Linked DNA regions of Homo sapiens: region 1 is linked to region 2. A link is an interaction called in ENCODE POLR2A ChIA-PET data of the cell type or tissue named here. Cell type or tissue: PC-9. All regions are shown on one strand. Links, peaks and the distances in the headings refer to the core of each region. The heading gives the core; the rest is flanking DNA. Region 1 has its middle 19 kb from the start of COL6A3. Region 2 overlaps COPS8-DT (COPS8 divergent transcript).

Region 1 (10,874 bases), core at 1,520-9,519, 360 kb before region 2:
CACCGGCCTTAAGTCCCGCCCTCTCTGGCCCTGCTGTAAGTTTCCCATTCATCTGCCTGCTTCCTGCTTTCACGTTGTGAACTGGGGTTATAAATATCTTTTGTGTCCCTATTTCCCTGTTCTCCTTGCTAAAATGTGCTTTTTGAGAAAAGTTGGGAGTGGAAAAGCTTCTACTCCAGTATCTTAAAACTAGGACTCCCCTGTGTATTTTTTTAAATTAGAAATTCAAAAATAAAATGTAACAGGGCATTCTCTGCACTCATGCCTGCTTTGAAGGGGTTTATCATGCAGCCTGGCCCCAGAGTTTAAGTACAGCAGCTCCTTTCTTCCTCAAATCCAGGCACAAAGTGGCCTGCGGGGCTGTGGGGTTGTCTCCCCGGGGTGCCTGAACAGTTAGGTCTGAGAGGCTCAGAGTGGATGGGGGCCTTGATGGGCTCACGTTGTGGATGGATGGTTGGCAGACACCATCTGGAGCTGGCAGCCTGCGGGTCACTCTGGTGATGACTGATGCCTTAGCAAGCTGTCCTGGACAGGTGCAGCACCCACCGGGCTCCTGGGTCCCCAAAAGCTATTCCATGGAGTGGCCTTTCTCTGGTCCACTGACCATGGCTGATTCTGGGGCTGCCCACAGAAATGGGCTCAGGTGCTTAGATCACCCCCAGCCAGTGCTGCTTCTCTGACCCTCCCCATGTCCTATTTGAGCTCCTGTCCTCACTGGGCAAGGTGCCATGGGACCCCTTCTAAGGGTGACATCCTCTCTTTGTTTCCTGTGGCTGCCATAACAAATCACCATGAACGTGATGGCTTAGAATGACAGAAATGTATTTTCTCACAGTTTTAGAGTCCAAAAGTCTGAGATCCAGGTGTGGGCAGGGCTGTGCTCCCTTCCAGAGGCTCTGGAGGAAAATTCTTCCTGCCTCTTCTGGTTCTGGTGGCTCTGGTGTTCCTCGGCCCCAATCTCTCCATTTTCACAGGACCTTCCCCTCCTGCTCCCCTTGCAAGTCTTCTCTCTTCCCCCTCTCTAAGGACACTATTTGTGGATTTAGGGCCCACCTAGGCAGTCCAGGATAATCTCATCTCAAAAATTTTTTTTTTTTTTGAGATAAAGTCTCTCTTTGTCACCCAGGCTGGAGTGCAGTGGCACGATCTTGGCTCACCGCAAACTCCTCCTCCTGGGTTCAAGTGAATCTTGGCCTCAGCCTCCCAAGTAGCTGGGATTACAGGCGTGTGCCACCACACCTGGCTAATTATTTGTGTTTTTAGTAGAGACGGGGTTTCACCATGTTGGCCTGGCTGGTCTCAAATTCCTGACCTCAGGCGATCCACCCGCCTCAGCCTCCCAAAGTGCTGGGATTACCTGCATGAGCCACCGCGCCTGGCCTCGAAATTCTTAATTACACCTGAAAGACCCATTTTCCAAATACGGCCATATTCTGAGGTTTAGGGATTAGAACATGGATATACCTTTCTGGGGCCACCATTCAACCCAGGGTACCCTGTAAACTCCTGACACATCCTCTTTTTGGCCTAATCCCTGCGGAGTGAGTTTTCTGCAGAGTCTTACTGATGACTATGAAGGAAACAGCCACCTTGTTGGATCTCCAGGTGACCATTCTGCTCCTGGGCCCTCACAGGTGGGATAGTCAACAGTATGAAGGGGTGACCTCTTCATTTGCGTTCATTTAGCAGACATTTACCCTCCATGTGGCACAGAGCAGGTGCAGTGGTGGAGCAGCTTCTCTTCGAGGTGTATCTGTTTTTCCCTTAGGATGGCGCCGCTGCCTGAACCAATCTTCAGGCTCATAAACCCTTGGCTGGACCCTACACTGCACTTGCTCCCTCCTGGGGCTGGCCTTCCTCCGGGGTTGACCAGCTATCTGGCATGGCCACACGCCCCACCCCATGAACGACTCTTTGAACACCCAGTCCCTGGTGACAAAGCAGGAATTCGGTGCCCCCTCCTGGGTGAGCATTTCAACAGGGCAGAACTGTACTCCAAGGAAGGGGCCAGCATGATAATTTTCAGCAGTGTGTAAAGTGAGAAGGGAGCATTTTGGCGAGGGGATATGTACTACTGAAGTTTAGTAAAAATACACACGAACTCTTAAAAGGAGTAGTAAAAATAAAAGAGCAAAGAAAGAGCAGAAACTAGATAAAGGAAAGGGGTGGGGAGAGAGTGTACCAGAAACACTATTTGTCCTCAAAAGTGCTAACATTTTCTGTTTGGAGCCTGTTGCCTAGTGAAATTCCACAACCAGGGTGTCATTCCTGCTGCGTGCAGGCTTCTCCAGAAGCCTCATGAGACCAAGGCCTTCTACTATTTTAATATATGGGTCAATGGAAAACAGTTGGAAATCAGGTAGTTGGTTAAAATTTCACTGGCCAGGCCCTTGTTTGAATAGACACATTTATAATTCAGTTAATGCTCTAGTAAAATTACACCGAGGTGGTTAGAAAATTTAAGGATTTTTTTTTTTATTTTGGAGAGGAGAAGAGGAGAGGTCAGAAATGTCCAGCTGGGAAGGCACTGAAAGACCCTGTGGCCCACCCCTCCCTTGTTGGTGAGCCAGGGGACAGAATTGAGACCTGTCCTCAGGTCTTCTGGCTCCAGCTTCTGTCCCACTTCCCTGGCAGAGGTCACGACTCTGCAAATGTGTTTTGCTTCAGAGAAAAAATTTGCTCCAACATGTAAAAATTCAAATCTCACAAAAAAGGTGGAATTTCTAGCTCCTTTGAGAATGCTGGAAGTTCTGCTGCCTGTGATGCTGTCCCTGTAAGGGTGGGCTGGCACAGCCATGCAGAAGCCAGGGGACCACCGTCCACCTGCTCTGGGGCCCCATGGGATTTGAGTCCTGTGGTGGCAGAGGAAAGCAGCTCACCCTTAGTTCAGCTGCACCTCACCCAGCAAAGACGGCCCCTACAGGTCCTAAAGGGGCAAGGGACGCAGCCAGGGAAGCTTCTTGCAGACTCTCTGAGGTCTCCGAAGTCATTGTTGACTCCCAGGGGCCTGACCCCCATGTGCACGCCTTCGTTTATTATCTCCTGGGGTGATGTGGGAGCACGTGGGGCATAAGGAAGGAGGGCTCGGGAGCACCCCTGAATATGGTCATTACTGGCATCGTGAGCCCCTCCCACCACTTCCTGCCACCCCCACTCGCTTTCTAGCCGTACGGAAATGTTTGTGGTTCTCTGCATCTACCACAGGGTTCCAGGGCCCACGTCGTGGCTCTCACAGTCCCCTGTGCTGGGATGTCCTGCCCCCGCACGGCTGCTCCATTTGAACAACTCCCACACATCCTTCCAGACCCAGATTAGGTGTCTTCTTCTCCAGGAAGGCTTTTATGACTCCAGCTGACTAGACTGAATTAGACCTTCAGGGGCGGAGCTAGGGAAGGGGTGGGGGATGGTGGTGGAGGGGAGCTAGCAGTTTTAATAAGCCCCCCAGTGGCTCTGACAGGCAGCCAGGCTTGCCAGCACTGCTCTGCTGGAAGCATCCTGCAAAAGCCGTGCTTATTTATTTGCTTTTGTGAGCTTCATCAGTTCTTCCAATTTTCACCCTGAAAATGATCCTTCAAACTCAGCCGCTGGATAAGACACCCTGAAATGGACATGCCTAATGTGAAACGTAGGTGCTTGATTGGGTTGGGCTGTGATCGTCTGTAGAAGGTTGACTAAATGGGTGTCCAGTGTCTTATTTGTAGCTCAGAGAGACAACCTTCTGGCTACAGTGGTAAGAACTGATGTCTCCTCCAGGTGCTTTTGATGGGCCAGGTGTGTTCCAATTACTTTAAGTGTTATGCACGCATGCACTCTGCACTGCACCCTTATGTGCAAGTGTGACTATTATCCTTATTTTACAGAGAAAGACAGTGAGATCTGGTGAGGTTGAGTACTTGGCCCCCGGTGACTTATCACACCTGGGATTTGATCCAGACCCTCTGGCTTACACCTGTCTTAGGTCTGGCTCCGTGGAAACAGTGCCTGAGACAAATTCTCAGTGCAAGTGACTGATCAAGGGATATGGATGCTGTGGGAGAAGCTAGCACAGGAGGGAGGGGAGCGGGAGAGGTCGGGGAGGAAGTGGGGCAAGGGGTGTGCAGGGGAAGTGCAGCCGAGCCGGCTCTCATGTTGCTCAGGGGCATTCATTAGATTTGCCCTGTAGTGCTTGGCAGCCTTCCCTTTGCCAGTCTTTGGCTTTGGGCCTTCTCTGGAGGGAGACATAGTTCTTGGGACCTCTGGGGAGGGGCCGCTGTTGCTTAGGGATGATTCTCCAGGGAAGGCTACCTGTGCGAGCGCTTAGCAGCACCTGCAGCAGCTGGGAGATGGGCTCTCCCGTGGACAATGAATCCTAGGGGCTGGAGGGGGAGTAGCCAATGATGTGGCCATCACCCATCACAGCCCTCATCCTTAGCCATGATACAGAGTGCAGAGCTGTAAGCCATCCGGGCAGCTCAGCCTGGCCCAGACAATTCTGGAAAGGGAAGGTTCCTGGGCTTTTTTCTCCTGTGCTCCGGGATCTCCACTGTGGTTGCCATCAATAGACATGATTACCAGGCACCTCTCTCTGGCGGCACCTGGATGGGCTTCCTTCCTTGGGAGTCTGAAGGTGGCAAAAGGGTGCAGAGGATGTCCTGAGAGTGCAAAGTCCTTCCCCTGCACTAAGAGTCACACGCAGCCATCTGTGTTCTGTACCTTCTGTACCTTTAGCCCATGGCACAGTCTGGCACATGGTAGCTCTCAGGGACAGCTTAGTGGCATGAATGAATGAGTAAAGCAATGATGCCATCAACCTTATTGCCACCAAGTTCCCGGCCATGCTGCTGTCCAGAAAGCCTATTGGGCAAACTTGAGGCCTTGTTATCTTCTCCTTCACTGTCTTTCTAAGAAACAGGCTTGCAGCCCACTCGCCACCCCTCCCAGAGTTTAGTTGGCAGATTTGATGCAGGTCTTGGGTGTCTGAGAAAGTGATCATGTGTGTTTCCTGGGGACGCAGACTGCCAACGTGCAGGTGAGAAGCTACGGGGCAGTTCTCCAATGCTCAGTGACCCCGCTCGGGGCTGGAGAGGTGAGTTGAGGAGACAGCGAGGTAGGGATGCTCATGCATGGTTACGGTTACTGTTTACAGCTTCTCGGCCATTCGTGGCTGCAGCCAGTGGAAAAAGGACTTCACCATTGCTTATAAACCATGAATCAGTGTCCGCCTTTGCTAACGGCTTCCTTGGTGAGTATCTCATTCACTTTGCCCCTGAGGGAGGATGGGGGGTAGCTGGAACAATGTGCGTCTGTGCCATTTCCTGTGAATGGCTGCCTGGCAGTCGTCTGCTCATCAACCCCAACGCAGTGCTCCGACCCCTCCCGGTCTGTGGCCGAGGTGGGCGGGCGGGAGGTGAGCCTGGCTCCTCTGCTGGCCTGCCTCCCCACTTACTCACTACCATGTCATCTACCCAGGCCTGTCCCCGCCCACTTGCCGATGGCATCCCGGACCTGGGACAGCCTGGCAGGGAGCCCATGTTCCTGTTCCTCCCTTCCCTTCCCCAGAACCTTCTTTATCTACCCCAGAGAGCCAGCATTCCTTCCTGCAGGGGCTCATCCTCCTGCAGTGCTGTGGTCAGCAGTGGGCTGGACACAGAGAGGTGAAAGCTCATGTCCTGTCTGCGAGAGGTGCATGGTCTTATCACAGTGTGCACAAGTGATGACACGGAGGTCGGGTACACTCCTGCTGGCAGCCCTGTTGCAGGAGGGCATCACTCTGTCTGGGTTGCCAAGGACGGCTGCACAGCAGAAGTGATTGTTAAGTGTCTGGGTGGAGAAGAGGGAGAGGATGTTCCAGGCAAAGAGAACAGTATGAATGGCTGTGAAGTTCCAAGGCTCTTTATTTGTTACATGTGCTAAAACATTCTGTGGCCTTTAATCTCTTCTACTTACTCCTCTCAACCAATCTCCATGATAACCCTGGGAGGCCGGAAAGATGAGGGCATTATTGTCATTTCACCACAGAGAAATTGGAGGTCAGATGGAGTAGCCAACAATCCACATCCTCTCCTTCAGACCAGTGACAGCCCCCAGCCTGCAGCCTGCCCCCCACTTCTCCATTGCTGGGTCAATGCACAAGATGCATGATTTCATTTCATCCTATTTCACTTCATCTCATCTCACTGTATTCCGCTTGCCTCCTGCTCCCCAGCTCTAGGCAACTACTGACCTTTCTGTCTTTACAGGTTTGGTTATTCAAACATTGCATAGGAATGGAATCATAGAACACATGATATTTTGTGACTGCCTTCTTTCACTTGGCGTAATGTTTCTGAGGTTCATCCACGTTGTAGCGTGTATCAATACTTCATTCTTTTTAATAGATGATTAATATTCCATTGCATGGATGTAATACATTTTGATCATTCATCACTTGATGGACATTTGGGTTGTTTCTACTTTTTGCCTATTAGGAATAATGCTACTAAAATAAACATTTTTTTTGTTTTGCTTTTGTGTGAACATTTGTTTTCAATCCTTTTGAGTGTATAGCTAGGGGTGGAATTGCTGGGTCATAGGATAACTCTATGTTGATCCTTTGGAGGAACTGCCAGAAAGTTTTTTTTTTTTGAGGTGGCTGCACCATTTTACATTCCCACCAGCAGTGTGTGGGAGTTCCAGTTTCTCTGTATTCTCATTAATACTTGTTATCTAAGTCATCCTAGTGAATTGGAAGTGGTAGTTCTTTGTGGTTTTGATTTGTCATTCTCTGATGACTGGTGACATTGGGCATCTTTTCATACACTTATTGGTCATTTGTACATCTCCTTTGGAGAAATGTCTATTTAGGCGCTTTGCCCATTTTACAGATTGGGTTTTTTTTATCTTTTATTGAGTTGTGAGAACTCATAATTTATTCTAGATACAAATCTCTCATGAGATATGTGATTTGCAAGTATTTTTTCCCATTCTGTGGGGTGTCTTTTCACTTTCTTAAAAGTGTCTTTTGAAACACAATAGTTTTAAAATTTGATGAAGTCCAATTTTTCTATTTTTCTATTTGTTGCTTTTTTTATGTGTCATATCTAAAAAAAAAACCATTGGCTAATCTAAGGTTGTGAAGATATACCCCTATATCTATTTCTAGGAGTTTTTATAGTTTTAGCTCTTATGGCTAGTTGTTTTTTTGTTTTTTTTTTTGAGACAGGATCTTGCTCCATGGTCCAGGCTGGAGTGCAGTGGTGTGATCACAGTGCAGCTTCAACCTCCTGGGCTCCAGCTCCTCCCACCTCAGCCTCCTGAGTAGCTGAAACTACAGTTGTGTGCTACCATGCATGGCTAATTTTTTAACTCTTTTGTAGAGACGTGGTCTCACTATGTTGCCCAGGCTGGTCTCAAACTTTTGGGCTCAAGTGATCCTCCCACCTTGGCCTCCAAAAGCATTAGGATTGTAGAAATGAGTCACTGCATCAAGCCACATTTAGGTCTTTGATTCATTTTGAGTTAATTTTTGTATATGAGGTGAGGTAGGGATCAAAGTTCATTCTTTTGGATGTGGATATCTTGTTTTCCCAAGAATGATGGAAAAGACAACTGTTTCCCTTGGAGTTGTTTTAGTGCTCTTGTTGAACATAAATGTAAAGGTTTAGTTATCAATTAAACATAAATGTAAGAGTCTATTGCTGGGCCTTTTTGGATTCATTAATCTATATGTCTATCCTTATGTAAGTCCCATGTGGTCTTGATTCCTGTTGGTTTGTAGTAAGTTTTGGAATCAGGAAGAGTGAGTCCTTCAGCTCTGCTCTACTTTTACATGATATTCTGGGTACCTTGTGAATTTTAGAATCAGTTTGTCAAGTTCTACCAAGAAGTTAGCTCTTTTTTTCCTTGTTATAGATCCAAATTTCTGACATCCTGATCATCTTAAGCCCAAGGAATAAGCTCAGAATGGCAATGGAAGAAGTGTTGAGAATGTCAGATGCTAGGTTGGGTGTGGTAGCTCATGCCAGTAATCCCAGCACTTTGAGAGGCTGAGGTGGGTGGATCACTTGAGCTCAGGAGTTTGAGACCAGCCTGGCCAACATGGTGAAACCCCGTCTCTACTAAAAATACAAAAAAATTAGCTGAGTGTGGTGACCCATGCCTGTAGTCCCAGCTACTCAAGAGGCTGAGGCAGGAGAATGGCTTGAATCCAGGAGGTGAAGACTGCAGTGAGCCAAGATTGTGCCACCACACTCCAGCCTGGGTGACAGAGTGAGATTTTGTCTAAAAAAATAAAAAAGTCAGATGCTATAGAGACAGAGTCACGGGAAGCATAGTCAAGAGGTGAGGGAGTGGTGCAAGCTGAGGGACTCCAGTGAGCATGGGCCCCGCCTCCTGGCTGGGTGCCTCCTTTCTGGGTTGTAAGTGGATTCAGGGCACCAACAATCCCCAGAGTCCCACAGGGCTGCTCAGCAGCCTTTGCAAAAAGTTCTCACCAAGCTAGGGACACACTTACGTTTATTTTGGGGCTAATAGGATAAAAGAATTTTGCCTTCAACCCTGTCTTTATTCTGCCTGTAATTTTTGTATCTGAAACTTGAGTTTCATATGTTTTCAGTATCTTGGAGACTTGTGATCTCAAGCAACTGTATAGAAGCTTCAACTGTTTGCATCTTGGATACAGGCTGAGGGCTGGAAAGCCAACAAGGACAAAAGGGCAGAAGAAGCCCGTTTCTTTCCCCATGAACATTGCAGGGATGTGACTCGGTGTCACTTAGGTGATGTGCATGACATGAGGGAAAAACCAAGGCTGATTTACAATAGGGAAGAAGCATCATTATAGTGTGTCTTCTACCAAAGATCAAAATAGTAAAAAAAAAAAAAAAAAAAAAAAAAAAAAAAAAAAGGAAAAACATGTTGACACTGAAAATATAGAGAAAAAGTCAATGTTCTCCTCAGGAAGTTTGTGGTTGAGGGTTAGAGAGTATGCAGCAGCCCACCTGGAGAACCACAGAAAGATGAGAAGGTCATCAAGAGAGCTGGGACTGGCAGGGAGCTGGAGGCTGAGGCTCTGCAGTGGATCTGCAGCTAGACCTTCCTGTGCCAGTCATGGTCTCTTCTTGCCTCAGTTTCCTCATCTGTAGGATGAAGATTTGCACTAGACGCTCTCTCAGGAGGCTTTTAATGATGAAATTTTTGAATTCTGTGGATTGACATATTTTGGTGTGACATGAAGCTCTCCTATTGCACCAGTGATTCAAAGAGACTCATGGGAAAGAGGAGGCTCAAGACACTCATCAGACAGAAGAATGAGTGGAGAACTCAGCACTTGCTTCCTTTGCCACCTGCCAACATCCAATCAAATTGTGAGGAGAAATGGTTTTGGTTGGCAAAGCATTTGTTCAATGCTAGGAATTGAGGAAGCTTGATTTTCTCCAGCTCCTTTACAGAATAATCCCAGTAAATGCCCTGATATTTTAAGAGGAGGGAGAGGGATGGAGAGTTGAGAGAGTTATGAATAGAGGAAGGATGCACAATGACTGCTTGAGGCTGTGGGGCTCTCTTCCCAGGCCCATCTAAATCTCAAGCACCTTTACGACTGAACTCTGGGTCTATTTGAAGTCTGTCTTCATCTTCCCCCCTTGGGAGTTTGTGCAGGGCTCAACTGTCTGGGTTCAAATCTCAGTTTTATCACTTATTAGAACAGTGAGCTTGGGCAGATTTCTTAACTGCTCCAAGCCTCATTTTCCTCATCTGTAGATGTCAATGGTGACAAGAGTGTCTCATGGTGTTGTGGTGAGGTTAGAGAAGGCAAAGCATGTGATGTTCCCACCATTGAGCCTGCACTCAGTGCTGATCATTGCCACTTGATGGAGGTGGCAGGGGCCCCCACAGAATGCACAGAGCCTATAGCAGATGAGGCTTCCTGACCTTGGGGCCACTTTCCAGAGAGTGGGGCTTCCCCATGATGATGAGTCAGGGAGGCACCTGGTGTCAGAGAAGGAGTTGGCATTGTTGGGTAGTGAAGAACATCAATACCAAAACCGAACCTCAAACCAGAAACAAGACCCGAAACTCAGCTTGCCTGCTGTCCTGCCATTAACGAAGCAGATCAGAGGGGACAGAACTGCATCTTTGCAGAGACTCACAGCCATGCAGGAACTTTACAGACTGAGATGGAGAGCCACCTTGCAGGAGATGAGGGTAGGACTTCACATCAAAGGGATGAACCAAAGCCACCCCAGAATGGCTGAGGGGCCACTGTGCTGCACTACATGGCCTTTCACAGCCAGAGTAGAGACACCACTGGAACCCAGTGGTAAGGCATGTGAGAGGGGCTGCTTGGCACAACCTCATAGACATCTGGAAGTACAAGTGTGGGGACTGACATTGACACTGATGAGGCATGAATTGGTGGTTTTCAGCTGCTGAGTCCTAACTCCCTTGGAGCTGCGTAATGTCCGTGTCTGAGAAGTGGGAGTGAACAACAATGATTCCTTGGTCTGCCCACCCCTCAGGACTCATAAAGCTCATCCCAATGTCCATCTTCAGGAGAATGAGGGCCAGTGAGGCATGACCTGGCCTCACATCTCTGAAGGATGGTTCTTGGAGCAAGCATGGCCTTACTCTCCTCCCCTTCCACAGGGATGGCCATGACTTTTGTATACTCTGGCCCATTTCTGTTTTGAAATTGTTAAATTTTATCAACAGCTACCTACAGAAGATTTGTTCATTATACATTTTCTTGGCCACCATATTTTTTAATGGCAAGTTAAATCAAAAGAAGTCTTAAATGGTATTGTGATTTGTTCCCTCCCTCCCTCTTTCTCTTCCTTCCTTTCTTTTTTCTTTTCTTTTCTCTCTTTCTTTCTTTCTTTCTCTTTCTTTCCTTCTTTCTTTCTTTCTTTCTTTCTTTCTTT
Region 2 (10,874 bases), core at 1,571-9,570:
TCTATGATCAGGAGGAAGACAAGAATGTCAGCTTTTGCCATTTTTATTTAACAGTGTACTACAGGTTCTATCCAGTGCAATTAGGGAAGAAAAATAAATGGAAAGCATCCAAATTGGAAAGGAAGTAGTAAAGCTATATCTATTAAAGATGACATGATCTTGTATATAAGAAATTCATCAAAAAAGAAAAAAAAACAGGTAGAACTAATTGTGAAAGGAAAATAAATCTTGGTATCCTAAACTTACTAAGCCAAAGGGAAAAGTCAGGCTGGGAAGTGGGTCATGCAAGCCTGCCTCCCATTTTGGTTCCTAAATAAGATGGCTACACACGTGAAAAGCTACACACCTCCCCTGTGGGCCCCAAGATCTTTACCCTAAAGCATTTATGTTAAAGTTCACCATGGCAATGTAAATTAATAGCTTATCTTCACAGGTGCGGGGACATAGGGCATAACTCAAAGCGATCCCTCTGCCCACCTGAAACAAATGCATATCTGATTTTTTCCTCTCCCCTATCCTCTGTGTTATCTTAAGTAAAAATGCATATTCACAGAGCCAAAGACACGAATGACTCTTTTCCTCCCCCGCAACATGAAAATTGTGCATTTCTCAATATCCCACACTTTCCCCTTTAAACATTGAAGCTCTCAAAATCATCTCTCGAAAAAGGCATAGACATGTCTCCCAGGCACACCCTTAACTTTGGCAAATACACCTCCTTAAAATGATTGAGACTTGCTTTGGTCATTTTCCTTGATTGACATAGTATTGGGTCCAGCGAGGTTGCAGGATACAAAATCAACATGCAAATATCAATTTTATTTCTGTATATTAGCAATGAATAAGCCAAATATGAAATTAAGAAAACAATTTCACCTGTTATATTAGTCCATTCTCACACTACTATTAATATAAAGAACTACCCAAAACTGGGTAATTTATAAAGAGGTTTAAATGACTTAGTTCTGCACACCTGGGAGACCTCAGGAAACTTACAATCATGGTGGAAGGTGAAAAGGAAGCGCAGACCTTCACACGGCAGCGGGAAAGAGACAGCAAGAGCAAGAGCAGGGAAAACTGCCTCTAAAACCATCAGATGGCTGGGCACAGTGGCTCACACCTGTAATCCCAGCACTTTGGGAGGCTGAGGCCGGCAGATCACCTGAGGTCAGGAGTTCGAGAAAATCCTGGCCAACATGGCGAAACCCCTGTCTCTACTAAAAATACAAAAAAAATTAGCTGGGCGTGGTGGCACACGCCCGTATTCCCAGCTACTCGGGAGGCTGAGGCACCAGAATCACTTGAACCCGCGAGGCAGAGGTTGCAGTGCACTCCAGCCTGGGCAACAGAGTGAGACTCCTCAAAAAACAAACAAATAAAACAACAGCAAAAGAAAAACCATCAGATACCTTGAGAACTCACTCACTATCACAAGAACAGCATGGAGGTAACTGCCCCCATGATTCAGTTACCTCCCCCCAGGTCCCTCCCATGACACATGGGGATAATGGGAACTACAACTGAAGATGAGATTTGGGTGGGGAACACAGCCAAACCATATCACCTGTAATAGTATGAAAAAGAATAAAATACTTAGAAATAAATATAATAAAAGAAGTGTAAAACTTAAACTCTGAAAACTACTCAACAATGTTGAAGAAAATTAAAGACCTAGGTAAATGGAAGACATCCCTTGTTCATGGATTGGGAGACTTTATATTATGATTGCAATACTAAAATTCACAAGCTGATCCTAAAATTCATATACAAACTTAAGGAATGCAGAATACCCCAAAACAGTCTTGAAAACAAAGAACTATGAGGATTCATACTTTCTGATATCAAAACCTACTGTTAAGCTACAATAATAAACATTAGATAGACATTTCGGTAAATGGATAATAAGAGTAGACATAAAGATCAATTAAATAGAATTGAGGATGCAGAAATGAGCCCTTGCATTGATAGTCAATTGATTTTCAACCAGGGTATCAAGACCATTCAGTGGGGGAAAGAACAGTCTTCTCAACAAATGATGGTTGAACAACTGTATAGCTACATGCAGAAAAATGAAGTTGGACCTCTATCTCAGACCACCTACAAAAATTAACTCAAAATAGATCTAAGACGTAAGTGTGAGAGCTAAAACTATAGAAAAAAATAGGATAAATCTTTATGTCCAGGCATTGGGCACTGATTTCTTAGATATGACACCAAAAGCACAAGGAACAAAAGAAAAAAATCGATAAATTGGACATTATCATAATTAAACTTTTGTTCTTCGAAAGACACCATCAAAAAGTGAAAAGAACCAAGAATTGAAGAATATTTTTACAAGTCACATGCCAGATAAAAGACTTGAATTTAAAATATATTGATAATTCTTAAAACTCAAAAATAAAAAGGCAAATAACCTGATGTTAAGATGGAGTAAGGATTTGCTCAGATGTCTCTCCAAAGAAGACAGATGTTCAAAACACACGTGAAAAGATGTTCTACGTCATTAGTCATCAGGCAAATGCAAATCAAAATCACAGTGTGATAGCACTTCACACCTACTTGGGTGGTTATAATAAAAAGGCAGCAGCAAGTGTTGGTGAGGATTTGGAGAAACTAGAGCCCTTATGCCCTGCTGAAGGACTATACCATGGTGCTGCTTTGGAAAACAGTCTGGTAACTCCTCAGAAGTTTTCATAGAGTTGCCATATGTCCACTCGTAGGTGTATTCTGTAGGTATATTCCACTTTCATTCCAAGAGAAAGGAAAACGTATATCCCCACAAATGCTTGTAAGTGAATGTTCATAGCAAGCTTAATTCATAATAGCCAACAAGAAGAAAAAAACCAAATGTTCATCAACTGGCGATTGAATAAATAAAATGTGGTATATCGATGCAACAAAATATTATTCACCCGTAATGAGTAATGCTGTGCTGATACATTCTACAATATTGTTAAATCTTGAAAACATATATTAAGTGAAAGAAGATAGATGCACAAAGCCCGTATTGTATGATTTTATTTACATGAAGTGTCCAGGATAGCAAGTCCATAGAGAGAAGCAGATTGGTGGTTGCCATGGGCTGGGATGTTTGGGGGAAATAGGAAATTACTGCTAATGGATCTGGGGTTTCTTTTTGGGGTGATGAAAATATTATTATTGTTTTACAGTCTCACTCTGTTGCCCAGGCTGGAGTGCAGTGGCACTATCTCAGCTCACTGCAACCTCCACCTCCCTGGTTCAAGTGATTCTCGTGGCTCAGCCTCCCAAGTAGCTGGGATTATAGGCATGCACCACCATGCCTGGCTAATTTTTTGTATTTTTAGTAGAGACAGGGTTTCACGATGTTGCCCAGGCTGATCTGTAACTCCTGAGCTCAGGCAATCCGCCCACCTCAGCCTCCTAAAGTGATGAAAATATTTTAAACTTCTATTGTGGTGATGTTTGTACAATTGGAAGCTTTCAGTGGGTGAATTTTTGTAAGACAATTGGAGGGAATATTTAGTAGAGCCCAGCAAAGACTGCTTGGCTGGGACTCTGATCTTTCACTGAAGGGCCAGCCAGGCAGTGAGGGAGTGAGGAATCAATACTCAGAGGACCTTCCTACCATCTCTCCCTCTGACCTCCTGCGGGGGATCCCCATTGGCTGAGCCCAGCCGGAAGCCGAGGGCAGGAAGTCTGCAGCAGTTGCTTATACGGCTGGCCTTCTGAGGCATAATGGGGAGGAGAGCATGGAGAGTGGATGGGAGGGACAAATGGAAGACACTCAGCGCACCTAGTCTGGTGACTGTGTGGTTGGGGCCCCAGTGATGGTAGAGTGGCCTCTGTGCTGCAGGGCATGTGTCACCAAGCCCCGGAAGCCCCAGGCAGGAAGGTCACCTACAGAAGAGAGGAATGTGACATTAGCCCCTGCCAAACCCACAAGAAGAAAAGTAAACACAGATCATTTGCAGCCATGAAGTGTATCAGGTTTAGAGTCCAGCCAGGCAGGCAGGCAAGAGGTGGAGAGTTCATGGATATCAGTGAGAAAGATTTCCAGATGGTTCACCTGGCTGGAGGCCGCAGGACCTGAGGCTAGAAGATGGGCCCCAGGCGATGACGATGGCTCTGCCAAAAAGGGTCTGTGTCAGAGTTGCTGGAAAGCAGCTGCAGAAATAGGCCAGCCCTGAGCCAGCCCTCCTTGTGGCCAGGAGTCCTGGGCTTTCTGCTTAGGGTGGAAACCAACCCTGCCCCACAGCATGAGTGGCTGCCTCTTGGAGCAGGGGTCACTGGGGTGAGAACAGATAGGGAAAGAATGGGATGCATTTATTATTATTATTATTCCTGAGGCATTGAACATTCAGCAGACTAGAGGAGATTACTAATTCTGATGAGTTGTCCTCTGGAGGAACTGGAGTTTGGGGGATGCTGCCATTGGACCATTGCCATTGGACATTGATGTCCATGACCAGCGAATTTTCCAATGGATCTCTTGGCAATGTCATCCCCAGTGGCAGTAGATGCTACCCGTTTGGAAAGCCAGGTAACAATACACAATGAGGGCAATGAAACAGACTTAGCCTTGGACTTAGTGTTCTGGCTCTGGGAAGTTATCCTGAGGAAGTTATTAAAAAGAGGAAATAAGCTACAGCTAAAAATGGGACAGCAGCATAAAGTACAATAGCTATTAAATTCATAAATATGAAGTCTATGTAAAAGTAGTGTTTCTGAAATAACTTTGAAAAAACATGAAAAATAATATTGTGTATACCTCTTGGTTATTATATATCATAACCCAGACTAGATTTTTGGGGAAATGTTGAAAGGAAACATGCAAATGAACATTACGATAAGCTTAAAGAGCTAGATTATGGGTGAAAAGTATCTCCTTACAATATTATAAAATCAATGAAGATTTTGTTCTTCTAATCTTAGACAACTTTAACATTTCAAACTTTAAAAATAGGGCACTTTTCTTTCTTTTTTTTCTCCTCCTTTTTACTAATGCTTGTGTTGGCAAGTGAATAATAAAAGAGAACATTTTTGCAAAACTTCAGAAGGGCCCTGGAGCTAAGGGCAGATACATGTTAGGGGAAATTTGGAGGAATAAAGAAAAGCTGTGAAAAATGATGGCAGTGGTAGAGGCAAAGGCAAAGGGGTTATAAATAAAGCATGGAGGAAGAGCACAGGCAGGCAGCGACCTGAGAGCAGAGCGATGGTGCTTCTAGAGCAGGGTGGCTTCCAGGCACATGACATCATTGAAGGCCGCTCTCACACTCATTAGCTGTTTCCTGAGTCAGGACATATGTCGTGGCTAACGGCGTGAGTGGAAATATAGAACAGGTCATTATGCTTTTGATTTCTAGTTTTATTTTAATTCTGTGATCTCAATGAAGCTTGCTGTATTATGAGGACTGCACATAGCAGGCGTTGCATAAATGTTTGTTGAATGAATGCTAAGTGTGCTCACTTTTCTTTACTTTATTCCCTGAGCACAGGATCTCACCTTGCTTTTACCTTCCTTGTTTTCCATCCACTCTTGCTCTTTTCCTTTTGCCTTCTATGACTCAAGCAGTGGGATCCTGTATGATTCTGTTCTCACACTGCTATAAATACCTGAGACTGGGTGGTTTATTTTAAAAAAGAGGTTTAATTGGCTCACAGTTCCACAGGCTGTAGAGGAAGCATGATTCTGGCATCAGCTTGGCTTCTGGGGAAGCCTTAGGAAACTTACAATCATGGCAGAAGGCAAAGGGGGAACAGGTGTCTCTCATGGTGGGAGCAGGAGCAAGAGAGAGTGAAGAGATGCCACACACTTTTAAACACCCAGATCTCAGGAGAACTCACTCACTATCGCGAGAACACCACCAAGGCAATGGTGCTAAACCATTCATGAGAAATCCACCCCTGTGATCCAACCACCTCCCACCAGGCCCCACTTCCAACACTGGGGATTACAATCAGACATGAGATTTGGCGGGACAGATCCAAAGCATATCAGCTGGGCAGATGCTTTCAGCTCCCATGGCAATTCTGACAAAGAGGACAAAAGCATGTCCAGATGCTGCTCTCCCCTCATAACTTGCTCTCCTGGATCTCAGTTCAGGGGCCGGGCCAGGAGAGCCAGGGACAGGACAGCCATGTTGACCTCCAAGGAGTCCCCTTCTCTCTTTATAGTTGCCCTCCCCAGTATCATCTGTCTGCCTGAGACATCTGTTTTCTGTCCTGCAATACTTCCTACTTGTTTATGCTGATTACTTCTATCTTCCACATTCTTCCATGCCCACAGAATCACTCAGAACCCTATCCATTCCCACTGGGTTCAGGCTCTAGTACTCTTATCTCGTTCTCTCGGATTTTCTCCTGTTGTGTTAGGTCATTTCCTCCACGCCCAGCCTTTTTGCATAGTTTTCTTGTGTGCAGGCAGCTCTCTTCTAGTCAATCACAGCTGACTTTCCCGTGGAGCCTGGGCATGGCTTCAGAGTCCTCCCAACAAATAACTTCAGCCTGCTTCTACCAAAAGATCAGAGTGGGCGTGCAAGAAGAAACTTGTCGGCATTTCTGTGCTAAAATGAAGGCTGCTACCAAATTATTTGCCCCAGATTTCTTGTGGTTGCCACGTCCCGTGTGCTTGATCAGGGGCCCTAATCCTGAGCATTGCCCGTCCCTCCCCTCTCCTGCCTTCTGCTTACTCAGAGCTCTCCAACTCCAAGTACACTTTGCACCCAAGCCCGTCTGTATCACAGTGACCCCCCAAGCCTAATCCAGTTCTTATACTAGCGACACACATTGATTTCAAAGCTTGGAGCATCTCAGCGTAGCCTTATGTCAGAGTCACCAAAGTCACCTTAGGTTATTGGGAGCCTCCCGCCAGTGGACTTTTCCCACAGTGCCTAGCCCAGCCACCTTGAAAACAGTATGTGATCAGTAAGCTTTCTCAAAGGGATGACTTATACTTTCTTAGAAAAACTAGGCTTTGGAGTTGCTTAATGGAAAGTCAATATTCAGTGAGAAAAGAAACATAACAATGTTGGGAATCAAAAAGAATTAATCATGTATTTTGAGGGAACCAAGCAGAGACGGTCATGTTTTTCCTAGGCAGTTAATAGCGATGCGTTTGAGAGCCCAGGCTTGAGAATCCTGGCACTGACCGCGTGACCTTGAGCAAGGCCATAGCCCCTCTCCGAGTCTATGCCTGCACCTGTAAAACTATGGTTAACAGACAGGCTGCATGGTAAGGCTGTCTTAAGCATTGCGTTAGATTATTCTTGGCTCAGGACGTGGGCAAATAAATGGTGATTTTTGTTAATTATAGGAATGCTAGGTTGGGATGTCCCACGACCTTATTCACACAGGGTTTTAAGACATGTCTTTTTTACCTTTGATAGTGGAAATCAAGCATTATACTTAACTTGAGGGAATGCAGTCTTGGGAAATAATTTCCAATGTTCTTCCCTCCCAAGTAGAGGTGAGAGGGTAAAGCCAGACATGGATGTCTGGAGATCTTCAGTGCAATCTCAGTCTTTCCCACCAGGGGGCGCTGTGGCACCATGCAGGATCCTTAATTTCCCACTGGCTGAGGGAAAGCGGACAGGCCTTGGGTTGGGCCTAACTTTTCCTCCTCTCTTTATTTTTTCTTTCCCCAAAAATTACTTTTTAAGTGGCAGTCCCTTTAAGTGTGCTTTCGGGGAGTCCCTTTCCAGGTGCTGTATGTTTGTCTAAGTCTTGACAGGCTTCCTCGCGCTGCATCCCCTTCTTGGCTCCATCCTGAATCAGGTTGTCCAATCCGAGTGGACCTCGTCCTTGTCCGTGAGGCTGGGAGAAAGGTCGTGATCAGCCCGAAGCATCCGTGGAAAAACTGGATGAAGTTCCCGGGAGAGTAGGAGGGGAAGGTATCAGGAAGGCTTTCCTCTGGGCACCGCTAGGTCTTTGCGCTAGGAAGGGCGTTCTGCAGGGAGCACAGTCCGGTCCCTACAGAAACGCCAGGCGCTTCTACTGCAGGTTCCCGGGGAAATAGACTTTTTGTTCATCATAACTTTACACAGCGTTCATGGCCTTCTCAAAGGGGTGTGTGAGCCCCAGGGGTACTGAGTCCCTGGCCTCTATAGAAAACTTCCATGGCCATAGGAGGGGCCGACAGGAACCAGCTTGAGGCTGTTGCATGTCCTGGGAGGTACCTGTCTGATAAGAGTTGAGGATGCTTTTTAAACTGGATTCGGCTGGATTTGAATGACCATTTATTAAGCTACCTCATTTGATTCATCTGCAATACTCATGACACCAAATGAAGAACCGAGGTTCAGAGAAGTCAGATAACTAACCCAAGGTCACACAAGTCTCAGGGATTTAAACTCAGGGCTCTCTGACTCCAAAGCCCATGTTCTCAGCAGCACTGCACAGATTGAGGAGGCCCCACAGCACCAATGAGTGTTCACCCCAGTTATGTCCAAACTCCTGGGGATCAGTGCCAGAGACAGCCTGGAAATGGCTTTATACCCAGTCACAGCAGAATATCTGAGGCCACACTGTGAATCCATGTTCTTCCTGATAACCCTTTCAATTTCAAATGGACTCCACACTGGGATCCACTCTGCCTACTTCCCCATTCCAAGTTCTACTCATTCCCACCCAGGTCTGTTCTTCTCTTTCCAGGAGCCATTTTCTTATTAAGCACCTACTGAGTGCCAGACACTTCACTAAGTGCTGGGATACAGCGGCAAATACACTCAGCCCTCACACTAGAGTGAACCATATTGCCTTGAGGAATTCCTTTAGTTCTCTTGGGGTTTTCTAGAATTTACTAGTCTATTTCTTTATCAATTAAGATTACATATCAATCCCAAAACTTAGCAGATTAATACAACAGACATGGGTTATCTCATGCTTTTTGTGGCTCAGGAATCCTTGTGTAGCTTAGTTGTGTTCTCTCTATCAGGGTCACTCATGAGGCTGTGATTAAGGTGTTGTCTGGGGCTGTGGTCTCATCTCAAGGCTCAACTGGGGAAGGATCCCATTCCAAGATCACTTATATGGTTGTTGGTAGGATTCATTGTACCCTTCCCCAGCAGGATTTCTGCGATATTCTGGGGGAAGGGTACACAAAATGTTGCTGATGAAAAAGAGTCAAACTGTGTAAAATATTTGAAGCGATTCATTCTGAGCCAAATGTGAGGAATCATGACCTGTGACACAGCCCCAGGAGGTCCTGAGAACATGGGCCCAAAGTGGTTGGGTTTTATACATTTTAGAAAAACATAAGATATCGATCAATACAGGTAAGATATGCATTTGTTTGGTCTGGAAAGGTGGGACAACTCAAAGCACGGTGGGGGTGTGCTTATAGGTCATAGATAGATGAAAAGATTTTCTGATTGGCAATTGGTTATTATATTATCTAAAGACCTGGAATCAATAGAAAGCAGTATCCAGGTTAAGATAAGGAGCTGTGGAGATCAAGGTTCTTATTGTGGAGAATAGATGGTATATGTCTCTTATTAGGCCTTAAAAGGTGCAAACTCTTAGTTAATTCTCTCCTGGATCAGAAAAAGATCTGAAAAGGGGAGATGATTCTGTATAGAGTGTAGGTTTTCCCCACATGAGACAGCTTTCCAGGGCTATTAAAAATATGTCAAAGGAATATATTTTGGGGTAAAATGCTTTGATTTCTTTCAGTGCCTGCTATCTGTCATGTGATGGTACATTAGAGTCAGGTTATCTTATTGCTACAAAGAGTCTGTTTTGTCCATCTTTTTTTTTTTTTTTTTTTTTTTTGAGATGGAGTCTGGATCTGTCGCCCAGGCTGGAGTGCAGTGGCACAATCTCGGCTTACTGCAAACTCCGCCTCCCAGGTTCATGCCATTCTCTTGCCTTAGCCTCCCAAGTAGCTGGGACTACAGGCACCTGCCATCACGCCCAGCTAATTTTGTTTTTGTATTTTTAGTAGATGGGGTTTCACCATGTTAGCCAGGATGCTCTTGATCTCCTGACCTCATGATCCACCTGCCTTGGCCTCCCAAAGTGTTGGGATTACAGGTATGAGCCACCATGCCCGGCCCCTGTTTTGTCCATCTTAACATTCCTGTTCTAATGTTAATGCTGGCTAGTTGTGCCTGAATTCCAAAGGGAGGAGAATATAATTTGGCATGTCTGAACCCCCCTTCCCATTATGGCCTGAACCATTTATTCAGATTTACTTTGGTATGCCCTTAGCTGAGATGGGGATTCAATTCAGTCAGTTGGGGGGCTTAGAATTTTAGTTTTGGTTTACCAAGGTTTCAGCTGTGGTACATGGGTCATCATTGTCTTACTCTTTGAACTTTTTTGTGTATCTTTTAATATTTCATAATGAATGTTTTAAAATGAAAGTATTTTAAAAATAAACCTTACGGTATTTGTGCATGACTAGACAGACACATCAGTGGAATAGAATAGAAAGTCTAGAAATAACTCAAGTACATATGGAAATTTAATGTATGATAAAGATGACATTTCAAGTGCTGGAAAAGTGATTGGATTTTTGATAAATGACGCAGAGAAAATTAAATAAACATATCTCACATGATACACAATAAACTCTAAATGAATTAGAAATGTAAGTGTAAAAGATGACATCAAACAAGCACTCGGAGGCAACATGAGTGAATTCACCTATGGGGAAAAGCTTTTTCATTATGACTCAAAATCCAGATGAGATGCCAAGAAAGAAAAAACAAACAAAATTGGACATATAAACATTGCAAAGAAATTTATTGTCTTAGTTCATTTTCTGTTGTCTATAATGGAATACCTGAAACTGGGTAGTTTTTAAAGAAAAGAAATTTATTTCTTACAGTTATGGAGGCTGAGAAGTCAAAGGTCAAGGGGCTGCATCTTGTGAGGGCCTTCTTACTGTTGGG

Evidence for each region. Peaks named below come from ENCODE experiments on the same cell type or tissue, not always from the same donor. Only the 100,000 strongest peaks of a DNase experiment are listed, where the experiment ranks them.
Region 1: POLR2A ChIA-PET joins it to region 2 with 10 read pairs; 3 of 35 experiments call an interaction of 5 or more read pairs at or near these places.

The regions. Positions count from the first base shown.
Region 1 is chr2:237,427,408-237,438,281 of GRCh38, reverse strand. No RefSeq gene overlaps it. Among named protein-coding and RNA genes, the nearest start is that of COL6A3, 19 kb to the right of the region's middle. RefSeq lists an enhancer at 4,867-5,373. In PC-9, for the core only: a CTCF peak has its summit at 5,627; DNase peaks (open chromatin) are centred at 5,371 and 6,747; H3K4me3 peaks cover 775 bases; H3K27ac peaks cover 3,071 bases.
Region 2 is chr2:237,069,168-237,080,041 of GRCh38, reverse strand. All of the region lies in intron 1 of COPS8-DT (COPS8 divergent transcript), which reads left to right. Among named protein-coding and RNA genes, the nearest start is that of COPS8-DT, 11 kb to the left of the region's middle. RefSeq lists an enhancer at 3,843-4,412. In PC-9, for the core only: CTCF peaks have their summits at 7,292 and 7,515 (motif pointing right); DNase peaks (open chromatin) are centred at 3,931 and 6,351; H3K27ac peaks cover 475 bases; H3K27me3 peaks cover 774 bases.